Regions from separate parts of the Homo sapiens genome. Here region 2 is linked to region 1. A link is an interaction called in ENCODE POLR2A ChIA-PET data of the cell type or tissue named here. Cell type or tissue: Panc1. All regions are shown on one strand. Each heading gives the region's core, and the rest is flanking DNA. Links, peaks and the distances in the headings are about the cores only.

Evidence for each region. ChIA-PET counts read pairs that join two places held together with the same protein. Peaks named below come from ENCODE experiments on the same cell type or tissue, not always from the same donor. Only the 100,000 strongest peaks of a DNase experiment are listed, where the experiment ranks them.
Region 2: POLR2A ChIA-PET joins it to region 1 with 7 read pairs; 3 of 35 experiments call an interaction of 5 or more read pairs at or near these places.

What each region holds. Positions count from the first base shown.
Region 1 is chr11:71,942,488-71,948,546 of GRCh38, reverse strand. The region is part of intron 1 of RNF121 (ring finger protein 121); the gene reads right to left. Among named protein-coding and RNA genes, the nearest start is that of RNF121, 16 kb to the right of the region's middle. In Panc1, for the core only: no CTCF peak of the experiment used is centred there; no DNase peak of the experiment used is centred there; H3K27ac peaks cover 2,700 bases.
Region 2 is chr11:72,191,558-72,197,616 of GRCh38, reverse strand. It overlaps FOLR1 (folate receptor alpha), which reads right to left and starts at 5,477. Exons shown (of 4, transcript NM_016729.3): 1 at 5,276-5,477; 2 at 2,158-2,346; 3 at 1,870-2,005; 4 at 1,318-1,720. The coding sequence starts at 5,443. The coding sequence ends at 1,440. All of the region lies in intron 2 of FOLR1-AS1 (FOLR1 antisense RNA 1), which reads left to right. In Panc1, for the core only: no CTCF peak of the experiment used is centred there; no DNase peak of the experiment used is centred there.

The sequences.
Region 1 (6,059 bases), core at 576-5,575:
GATAAGCTTTTTTTTTTTTTTTTTTTTTTTTTTGGAGACAGTTTCACTCTGTTGCCCAGGCTGGAGTGCAGTGGCGCAATCTCAGGTCACTGCAACCTCTACCTTCCAGGTTCAAGCGATTCTCATGCCTCAGCCTCCCAAGTAGGTGGGGCTACAAGTGCAGCCACCACGCCCGGCTAATTTTTGTACGTTTAGTAAAGATGGGGTTTCACCACGTTGACAAGGCTGGTCTCGAACTTCTGACCTCAAGTTATCCAACTGCCTCGGCCTCTCAAAGTGCTGGGATTACAGGCGTGAGCCACCGCACCTGGCCAAAAACCTTTTTAAATTAAACTTTTCAAATTTGGGAGCAACTAAGTTTGCTTCTTTGGTTCTTCAATTGCTATCCCATCAAATTCCTATTTTTCAGTCTGGCTTCCTCCCTCTCTGGCCCTCCTCTCTCACTCTTTCCTATATGCACTGCAGCTTTCCATATACTCAAACTTTTTACCCATCTTTAAAGATCCAATCTAGGTGTCACCTCCTCCAGAATCTTTCAGAACAGAACTATCCTCTATGAACTCCTAAGGCCTTTACAGCCCATACAGTTCATGTGCTGATCATATCTAAACATCTATAAAATCTCCCTTGAGTTTTTCATTGCCATAGTGCCTTAGTTCAGACTTTATCCCTTGCTCTTTCTCTAACAATTGGAGTGGCCTCCAAAATGATCTCCCCGACTCTAACTTTGCCAGCACAGATTCATGACACAGCAGCAGCCACAGTGATCTTTATTAGACACACACCTGATTGCATCATCCTACTACTTTGACAAACTTTGATGACTTTCTATTGCCTTGGGGTTAAAGTTCAAACTCCTTAGTAGGACACACAAAGGACTTCATAATATGGCCCAACCAGCGACCTTATTTCACCACTCTCCACCAAATGGCTTACATTCCAGCCACATTGAACTATCTATCTCTTTCATCCCTCAGTGCTTTCTTTGGCTGCTGCCGTCTTTTCTCTCTAGAATTCTCTACTCACCTTCACTCCTTCACTGCCCAATTCCTTTTTTTTTTTTGAGACAGGTCTTTGTCACTCAGGTTGTAGCGCAGTGGCTTGATCATAGCTCACTGCAGTCTCAACCTTCTGGGCTCAAGGGATCCTCCTGCCTCAGCCTCCTGAGTAGCTAGGACTATAGGCACATGCCACCATGCCTGGGTAATTTTTGTTATTTTCTGTAAAGATGAGGTCTCTACAAACTTCTGGGCTCAAGTGATCCTCCGGCGCTGGCCTCCCAAAGTGCTCGGATTACAGGTGTGAGCCACCATGCCTAGCCATATCATCCATTTTAAGTAAGAAATTCAATTATTGTTAGTATATTTAAAATAAGATGCAACCAGCCAGGCACAGTGGCTCAAGCCTGTAATCTTAACACTTTGGGAGGCCAGGCAGGCGGGTCATCTGAGGTCAGGAGGTTGAGACCACATGGGCAACATGGTGAAACCCCGTCTCTACTTAAAATACAAGTTAGCCAGGTGTGGTGGCGCATGCCTGTAATCCCAGCTACTAGGGAGGCTGAGGCAGGAGAATTGCTGGAACCCAGGAAGCGGAGGTTGCAGCAAGCCGAGATCATGCAACTGCACTCCAGCCTGGGTGACAGAGCGATACTGTCTCAAAAAAAAAAAAAAAAAAAAGAGCCAGAGCACCTGTAATCCCAGCTACTTAGGAGGCTGAAGCAGGAGAACCACTTGAACCCGGGAGGCAGAGGCTGCAGTGAGCTGAGACTGCACCACTGCACTCCAGCCTGGGTAACAGAGGGAGATTCTGTCTCCAAAAACATAATAATAATAAATAAAATAAGATGCAACCATCTTATTTTAAATCATTTCCGTCACTCTAAAAAAAAAAAAAAAACCTCATGCTCATTTACTAACTCCTCATTCCCATCCCCAAGCCCTGGTAACCATTAATTTCTTTTATACTGCTATATATTTGCCTTTTCTGGACCTTTCATACAAATGAATTCATTCAGCAGCTGAATGTGACAGCATATGCCTGTAAACCCAGCTACTCTGTGGAGGGTGACAGGGGAAAATCCTGTGAGTCAGGAGTTACAGACCAGCCTGGGCAACACGGCAAGACCTTATCTCAAAAATAAATAAATAAATTCATTCATTGAGTATGTGATCTTTTGTGACTGTCTTCTTTCACTCATCAAAATGTTTTCAAGGATCACCCATCACCCATGTTATAGCACTTATCAGGAGTTCACTCCTTTTCTTACTAAATAATATTCCATTGCATAGGCAGACACATTTTATTTATCCTTTCATCAGAGGATAGACATTTAGGTTATTTCTACTTGGGGCTATTATGAGTAATGTTCCTATCAATATTTGTGTATAAGTTTCTGTGCGGATTTTTCTTTTCTTTTCTTTTCTTTTCTTTTTTAAGGCAGAGTCTTACTCTGTTACCCAGGCTGGAGTGCAGTGGCACAAACATAACTCACTGCAGCCTCAACCTCCTGGGCTCAAGTGATACTCCCACCTCAGCCTCCCGAGTAGCAGGGACTACAGAAACGAGCCACCATGTCTGGCTATTTTTTATTTTCAGGGAAGATGGGGTTTCTCTATGTTGCCCAAGCTGGTCTTGAACTCCCGGGTTCAAGTGATCCACCCTCCTCAGCCTCCCAAAGTGCTGGGATTACAGGTGTAAGCTACTGGGCCTGGCCTTTTGCCCATTTTTTACTAGGTTATTTTTTTTATTATTGATGAGTTGTAAAAGCTCTTTATATCTTCTATAGACAAATACCTTATTAATATATGATTTGCAAACAGTTTTTCCCATTTAGCCATCCTAGTGGATCTGAAATGGTTAAAGGATCATTTGAGTCGTATTCTTCTTTGTATTTCAGAGAACTAGCTCATAATCTGGTATACTGTATGTGTTCAATAAATGACAGACAGATGTTAAATAATATTAACTGCTTTGGAAACAAGGATAAATGACTTACTTGTTCAGCATCCCCTTCACACTTCACACTTAGAACTAGACACAAAGCAAATGCTTGGGAAATACTCAGACACTGAGTAATTCTCTCTTAATTCTCTCTTGAACAAACAGTGGGGATGATATTGCAGAAGAATCCAGAGGAACTGGGAAAGCCATCTGATACAGCCAACGGCTACTAAGTTTAAAAGTGACTCCTTTTGGCACAGTGGCCATGTGAAAAAAATTAAAAATCTTAAAAATAAATAAATAAAAGTGAATCTTGGCCAGACATGTTGGCTCATGCCTGTAATCTCAACACTTTGGGAGCCCGAGGCAGGAGGATCACTTGAGGCCAGGAGTTGGGAGACCCAGCTGGGTAACATAGCAAGACTCCATCTCTACAAAAAATTTAAAAATTAGCCAAGTGTGGTGGCACACACCTGTAGTCCCAGCTACTCAGGAGGCTGAGGCAGGAGGATCACTTGAGCCCAGGAGGTTCAGACTGCAGTGAGCCATGATCACACCACTGCACTCCAGCCTGGGTGACAGAAGACCCTGTCTCAAAAAAAAAAACAACAAAAAAGTGACTCTTCCTTGTAAGAGAAATACTAACATAATCCTACTTGATCTTTAATAGCCAGCAGTAAATACTTTCCAAACTTAACACAGCATACAGCTAGGACTGAAGGAAGATTTAGGGAGAAGGGAAAACCAAAGTTCATGGCTGGTAGTACCAGAAGGCCTAGATCAGTGGGGTAAGAAATATATCTACTATCTTTTCCTTCCTTCCTATTACTCAGTCTACAAACTTAATCCAGGTCCTTCAACCTCATGTACTTCTCGAGTCACTGTGTCACCCAAGTTCAAATCTTCTGGTGTCCTAATGCTGCCTGTGAAAGTAAGAACTCCTTAGTAGACTACACAATGCCCTCCACAGGAGCACGGACAGTGAGCTCTTGGGACCACACAAGGCCATGACCTGACCCCTAGCTGTCTTTCCAGTTTTACCTTCCTCTGCTCCCAGCTCCTTTGGGACTTAACATATGCTCTCCTGCAGTATATATAATACACCAGAAATTATGTGCATTTTAGAATTAGATAAATTTGGAAGCCCTACTTGCCTGGATTAAGGCAAATTTTTCCTGCCCCTTAGTCCCTCCTCCATTTCTGCCCCAAGAATGATCTTTCTATAATGCACATCTGATCCATGTCATTCACCTAAGTTCCTCTTTTTTTTTGAGACAGAGTCTCGCTCTGTTGCCCAGGCAGGAGTGCAGTGGCACAATCTCGGCTCACTGCAACCTCCACCTCCTAGCTTTAAGTGATTCTCCTGCCTCAGTCTCCCGAGTGGCTGGGATTACAGGTGCATGCCACCACGCCTGGCTAATTTTTTGTATTTTTAGTAGAGACGGGGTTTCATCATGTTGCCCAAGCTGGTCTCGAACTCCTGACCTCAAGTGATCCTCCCACCTCAGCCTCCCAAAGTGCTGGGATTACAGACATGAGTTACCGTGCCCAGCCAACCTAAGTTCTTAAAGCTCTTCTACAGCTAATCATCAGCTACAGATAAAAATCCAAACTCCTCAGCACAGCATATAAGGCCTTATGTGTCATCACATCTGCCTCCCTTTCCAGTCTCCCTATTTTATCATTACTCCCCACCTTCTACTCTGAGGTTCCAGTAATACTAAACTGCATACAGTTCCCTGAAGGTGGCATTCTCTTTCTCACCTCCCACCTTGCACATGCTGCTCCTCCTGCCTAGAGGGCTCTTCTATTCTTTCTTTAGCTGGTTAATTTCTAGTCACTTTCACACTCAGCTATGGTATCACTTCTAGGGAGTCTTTTCTGATCCCTTGCCTGCCATTTTTGGTGCTCCCTGAAATCTCTGCTTCTTCATATTATAGCAATTATTACATCTGTTTACTAACTTTTCCACTACACCATGAGCAACCTGAGAGCAAGGCCTATGTCTTTGTTATCTTTCACATCTAATGCAGTACCTTGGTAAATTCACAGTATGTGACCAATCAATAAACAAGTGAACAGGATTCTCCCAACATACACGAGGCTGGCGTAACAAATGCCTTTATTATTTTAAAGCTGACAGCATTACCTTATTGACTTGTCACAGATAACAGCTGCATGGCAGAGCTAGGATAAAAAGCCAGATCTTCAGAGTCCCAGAACAACGTCCAAACCTCTCCCTGAGCTATAAGCTCGTATTTCCAACTGCCTAATTAACATGGCACCTAATGGTACCATGGTGATGCCATTTACTCAAGTCAAAGCAAAAAATTCAAAAAAATATAAAAGCAAGCTTGATTATTTTCTTTCCCTTACATCACATATCCAATCCACCAGCAAGTCCTGTAGGCTCTATTTCAAAACATATTCTAAATTTATCCACTTTTCTCCATCGTCTCTGCTATCCCTGCTATGGTCTGAATGTTTGTGTTCCCCAAAATTAGTACGTTGAAACCTAACCTCCAATGCAATAGTATTAAGAAGAGGTGGAGGGAACCTTTAGGAGGTGATTAGGTTGTGAAGGTGGAGACCTCATGAATGGGATTAGTGCCCTTACAAAAGTGGCTTTAGGGAGGCTGTGTGTCCCTTCTGCCATGTGAAGACACAGCAACAAGGAGCCCCCTTTGAAGCACAGAGCCTTTGCCAGACATCATATCTGCTAGAACTTTGCCTTTAGACTTCCCAGCCTCCAGAACTGTGAGAAATATATACATATATATGTGTGTGTGTGTGTGTGTGTACATATATATATCTATATATATATATATATACAGATATATAGATTTTTTTTTTGGAGACAGAGTCTCGCTGGAGTGCAGTGGCACGATCTTGGCTCACTGCAACCTCCGCCTCCCAGGTTCAAGCGATTCTCCTGCCTCAGCCTCCAGAGTAGCCGGGATTACTGGCACCTGCCACCATGCCCAGCTAATTTTTTATATTTTTAGTAGAAACGGGGTTTCACCATGTTGGCCTGGCTAGTCTCAAACTCCTAGTCTCAAGTAATCCGCCCGCCTCAGCCTCCCAAAGTCCTGGGATTACAGGCGTGAGCCACTGTG
Region 2 (6,059 bases), core at 307-5,306, 250 kb before region 1:
ATCGGTATAAACAGTTTAGGATAGTGCCTAGCAGAAAATGCTTTGTGGGTATTAGCTGTTAGTGCCATATGGCTCTTGCTGCCACCCTTACCCTCTTCCCAGCAACCCATCCAAAACATGCTGGGTACAGCCATTCCCACCTCTTCTTTTGGAGAGCTGAGCACAGCACAGGAATCAACCCTGGGAAGCTTATGTTCAGTTTAAATGATAAAATCCTGAGCTAGGCTGGGCATGGTGTCTCACACTTGTAATCCCAGCACTTTGGGAGGCTGAGGTGGGTGGTTCACCTGAGGTTAGGAGTTCCAGACCAGCTTGGCCAACATGGCGAAACCCCATCTCTAATAAAAATACAAAAATTAGCCAGGCATGGTGGCCCACACCTATAGTCCCAGGTACTCGGGAGGCTGAGGCAGAATTGCTTGAATGTGGGAGGCAGAGGTTGCAGTGAGCTGAGACTGCGCTGGGTGTGGTGGCTCACGGTTGTAATCCCAGTACTTTTGAAGTCTGAGATGAAAGGTTTGCTTCAGGCCAGGAGTTTGAGATCAGCCTGGACGACATACCAAGATCTCCTCTTTATAAAAAAATGTAACAATTAGCCAGGTGGGGCTGGGCGCAGTGGCTCACGCCTGTAATCCCAGCACTTTGGGAGGCCAAGGCAGGCGGATCACTTGAGGTCGGGAGTTCAAGACCAGCCTGACCAACATGGAGAAACCCTGTCTCTACTAAAAATACAAAATCAGCCGGGCATGGTGGTGCATGCCTATAATCCCAGCTACTCTGGAGGCTGAGGCAAGAGAATCACTTGAACTTGGGAGGAGGAGGTTGCAGTGGGCCAAGATCATGCCATTGCACTCCAGCCTGGGCAACAAGAGCGAAACTCCATCTCAAAAAAAAAAAAAAAATTAGCCAGGTGTGGTGGCACATGGTTGCAGTCTCAAGTTGAGAGGCTGAGGTGGGAGGATCACTTGAGCCCAGGAGGCAGATGTTACAGTGAATCAAGGTCATGCCACTGCACTCCAGCCTGGTGACAGAGTGAGATCCTGTCTCAAAACAAACAAAATATTCCTGGGTGAGACCCTGTCTCAAAACAAACAAATGAAAAATTCCTGGGCTTGGCTCTAGATTGGAGCAATAGTAAAAAATGAAATTGAGAGCTACGAATGTCTCCTAAGTTAGAAAAATAGTTAAGTATCAGGCTAGTTTATAGCAACTGTCAGAGCTAGGAATTGGCCCAGTCTCACTGGTTTCAATCAATGGGAATTGGAAAACAAAACAGTCACGTTCCCATTCATATCCAAATAATTCTCAAGACACATGTGCGGTGTCTGGTTTATTCAAAGTGGCTGTCAGAGGCCCGACCATGGAGCAGGAACCAAATAGTTGGGAGCTGTGGGGCTGAACAGGGCAGGGATTTCCAGGTATCAGAAGGTAAAAGGAGGTCAGCTGAGCAGCCACAGCAGCATTAGGGCCAGGCTAAGCAGGAAAGGCCAGGCTGCCCAGGGCCCAGCCCCACTCATGGCTGCAGCATAGAACCTCGCCACCTCCTCATTGGGGTTGCCCTGGGCTGGGTCGAACCACATCTGGATGCAGCGGCCACTCCCTCGGCTGTAGTTGCTGACCTTGTAGGAGTGAGTCCAGATTTCATTGCACAGAACAGTGGGTGTGGGGAAGTAGAAATGGAAAGGTTGGCAGGCAGCTCCCACTGCGCACTTGTTAAACCCTGTAGAGAGGAGGGAAGACCTTTAGCCACTGGGCCCGGAACTATCTTGAGGTCTGCCAGCCCTACAACTCCAAATTGTCACATACCTGTTCCACACCCACACACCTCCACTTCCAAATCCCTCCATTCCTGCCCACCCCAGCCCTCACCTGAAGTCCAGTTCCAGCCCTTGTGCCAGTTGCTCTTGCAGGTGTAGGAGGTGCGACAATCTTCCCACCATTGCTCACAGTCCTCTTTGCACAGGGGCACGTTCAGTACCCGCTCTTTGCGCCAGCTCTGATCCACCTGGGTGATTTTGATACAAAAGAAGGGCTCAGGTTCAAGAATCCCAGCAACTCAGCCCCGAATAGAACTGGAGCTGGGGTTGCAGCCTGCAGAGATGCCTGGAAAGCTCAGCTGCTCCGCTAGGTCTTGTACCTGCAGGAAGCCATGCATACCTGCTGGATCCAGGGCCCCAAGTTGGGGGAGCACTCGTAGAGGCAGGTGTCCTGGATGAAATGCCGTTTGCAGGCAGGTGCCATCTCTCCACAGTGGTTCCAGTTGAATCTATATAGGTAGGAAACATCCTTATGGGCTTCCTGGCTGGTGTTGGTAGAACAGCAGGCATTCTTCCTCCAGGGTCGACACTGGATGGGGGAAGACAGAGGACTCAGTCCACAGCCAGCACAGCCAGCACAGCCAGAATATTCCACATGCAGTGTCTCCCCTCTTAGTCCTTGATTCCCCAGCCCACTGGAAGTCACCCAGGAAAATACTTGCTATTGGGACCTCTTTAGGGGAGAGGGCCGTCAGAGACAGTGGGAGCCCAAAAGGGAGCTCCTGCTGGAGTTGCAGTCATTACAAAATTTGTTAATTCAACCTTTATTGAGATCCTACTTACTCTCACCCAGGTACTTTTGTAGAAACTGGGGTTACAACAATGAACACATCACCTGATTTTTGCTTTGGACAAAAATTAAGCAGAGACGGATGGGGACTTGTAGTGTAATAGTGCGGTCAGATTAAGCCTCACTGAGGTGTCAAAGATTTGAAGGTAAAAAAGCAATTTAAATTGTAACCCCAGGCTGGGTGCAGTGGCTTACTTGTGTAATCCCAGCACTTTGGGAGGCCAAGGCAGGTGGATCACCTGAGATCAAGAGTTTGAGACCAGCCTGGCCAACATGGTGAAACCCCGTCTCTACTAAAAATATAAAAATTAGGCCGGGTGCGGTGGCTCACGCCTGTAATCCCAGCATTTTGGGAGGCCGAGGCGGGTGGATCACGAGGCTAAGAGATCAAGACCATCCTGGCCAACATGGTGAAACCCCGTCTCTACTAAAAATACAAAAAATTAGCCGGGCGTGGTGGCTGGCACCTGTAGTCCCAGCTACTTGGGAGGCTGAGGCAGGAGAATGGTGTGAACCCGGCAGGTGGAGCTTGCAGTGAGCCGAGATCATGCCACTGCACTCCAGCCTGGGCGACAGAGCAAGACTCCATCTCAAAAAATAAACAAACAAAAAACTAGCCAAGTGTGGTGGCGGACACCTGTAATCCCAGCTACTTGGGAAGTGTTTTGTCCCTGACTAGCTGCCTCACCCATTATCTGTTTGTGGAATTTGTGATACAAAAAAACAATGTATAGCCAATCAATTGTGGATGTTATTTTATTATAAGTTATTGAGAAACAACTTAGGAACTAATCTTTTTCCTTAAAAACTAACTTGTGATGGCTGCAAAATTCAGGACAACTTGAAACTATGCTCCTGTGTGCCTATCCTCAAGCTTCCTGAATCTCATTACTTAAGGCTGACAAGCTAAATATTAAAATGTGGGCCGGCACAGTGGCTCACATAGTGCCTGTAATCCCAGCACTTTGGGAGGTGGAGGTGGACAGATCACTTAAGGTCAAGAATGGAGACCAGCCTGGCCAACATGGCAAAACCCCATTTCTACTAAAAATACAAAAATTAGCTAGGCATGGTGGCAGGTGCCTATAGTCCCAGCTACTCTGGAGGCCAAGGCAGGAGAATTGCTTGAACCTGGGAGGTGGAGGTTGCAGTGAGCTGAGATTGTGCCACTGCACTCCAGCCTGGGCAACAGAGCAAGACTCCATCTCAATAAATAAATAAATAAATAAATAAATAAAATGTGCACTTAAGGCCGGGCGCAGTGGCTCACACCTGTAATCTCAGCACTTTGGGAGGCCAAGAGGGGCGGATTATGAGGTGAGGAGTTCGAGACCAGCCTGGCCAACATGGTGAAACCCCCATCTCTACTAAAAATACCAACAAACAAAACAAACAAACAAACAAAAAATTAGCTGGGTGTGGTGGCGTGTGCCTACTCAGGAGGCTGAGGCAGGAGAATCACTTGAACCTGGGAGGTGGAGGTTGCAGTGAGCTGAGATTGTGCCACTGCACTCCACCCTGGGCAACAAGAGCAAAACTCTATCTCAAGAAAAAAAAAAAGAAATGCGTATTACAAGTTTCTCTCCCTTGCCTCCCTCCCTTTCCTCCCTCCCTTTCCTCCCTCCCTTTCCTTCCTCCCCTTCCTTCCTTCCTTTCTTTCTTTTTTTCGTTCTTTCTTTCTTTTGACAAGGTCTCACTCTGTTGCCCAGGCTGGAGTGCAGTGGCACGATCTACAATCTCTGCCTCCTGGGCTCAACTGACCTGCCCACCTCAGCCTCCTGAGTAGCTGGGACTGCAGGCATGTGCCACCACACCTGACTAATTTTTTTTATTTTTTAGTAGAGATGGGGTTTTGCCATCTTGCCCAGGCTGGTCTCGAACTCCTGAGCTCAAGTGATCTGCCCATCTCGACATCCCACAGTGTTGGGATTACAGGCGTGAGCCGTAACACCTGGCCTACAAATTACTTTTCCTCTGCTTTTTCTTTAGTTATATCATCATGTTCAGGATATTAAAGGGGTGGTAGCAAAATAAATGTTATAGGGAGACCTCAGGTCCAATGTGGTCGAGAGACACAGCCCAAAGTTTTGCGAGATGCATGAACCAAGATGCTTCAGGAGGGCGTACGGCTCATTTCTGTAATCCCACACTTTGGGAGGCTGAGGTGGGAGGATCACTTGAGTCCAGGAATTTGAGACCAGCCTGGGCAACATATGGAGACTTTGTCTCAGGAAAAAAAAAAAAGAATGCTTTGCACACAGCCTCATAATGTGAGAGACTCTCCCTTCTTGAGCTGTTTAGGGCTGGCAGAAAAGAGGCCACTATGCACAGTGTGCAGTTTCTTCCCTCAGATCTTTGGAGGAGTCATTCCCAGTCTAAATCCCTAAATCAAGCAACCCCAGGATGGGTCACTCCAACTTCATTTCCCAGGCTCTCCTTTGGGCCTGCTTCCTTATTTCTGTAATGCGGAAACTCAACAACCAAGAAGGTGAACTGTTGGCATTGTACCGACATTTGGCACAGTGTCTGTGAAATAGTCACCCATATTAATGCAAACTGAAGGGCTCCTCCACTTCAGTTCACCAGTGAATGGGGTTTGGCATTTCCATGTCCTCGTTTCCTCTTCCTGAGCCAGTCCCTCACCACCCCAGATCACCCCCTGGCCCACCTGCTCATGCAACTTGTCCTCGGGGCCTGGCTTTTCCTTGTGGTGCTTGGCGTTCATGCAGACATTGAGAAGCTCAGTCCTGGCCCATGCAATCCTTGTCTGAGCCTCCCCTACTACAGCCACCCACACTAGAAGGAGCAGCAGCTGTGTTGTCATCCGCTGAGCCATGTCTGTCCCTGAAGAAAGAGCTGTGGTCAGTGGCACCAAGGAATGCGGAGGTGGGGCCTTAAGTTGTGTGCAGGGCTCCAGGAGGGTGGGGCCTGGACGGAAGCCTGGGGCAGATAGAGCCCTGCCCCCATCTCCCTCAGTTTTCCCAGATCCAATGAAAGGTAGGATTAGACACCACCCCTCCCTGGCTTGAGCCTCATTGCCTTCTCCAGGTGGTCACGAGGTTCAGGTGATATAATTCAAGGATGGATTTGGGCAAAATGCAGAAATAGCCAGGAGTTTGCCATAGGTCCACAATGCCTTATTCAAATGTTTCAGGGTTAAAATTTTTTAGGATTTCATCAAAGGTGATTCAAAGAAAATATAATTTTCATATACCCAATAATCAAGTGTATATTCTGGGGTGAAACAGTTACACTAGTGGGATAAATTAAAACTATACATAAACTCACATTAATTTTCAGGTCAGATTTTGACACCAAATTACTTCATTGTAAAAGTTTACAAAAATGGGCTGGGCGCGGTGGCTCATGCCTGTAATCCCAGCACTTTGGAAGGCTGAGGTGGGTGGATCACCTGAGGTCAGAAGTTTGAGACCAGCCTGGCCAACATAGTG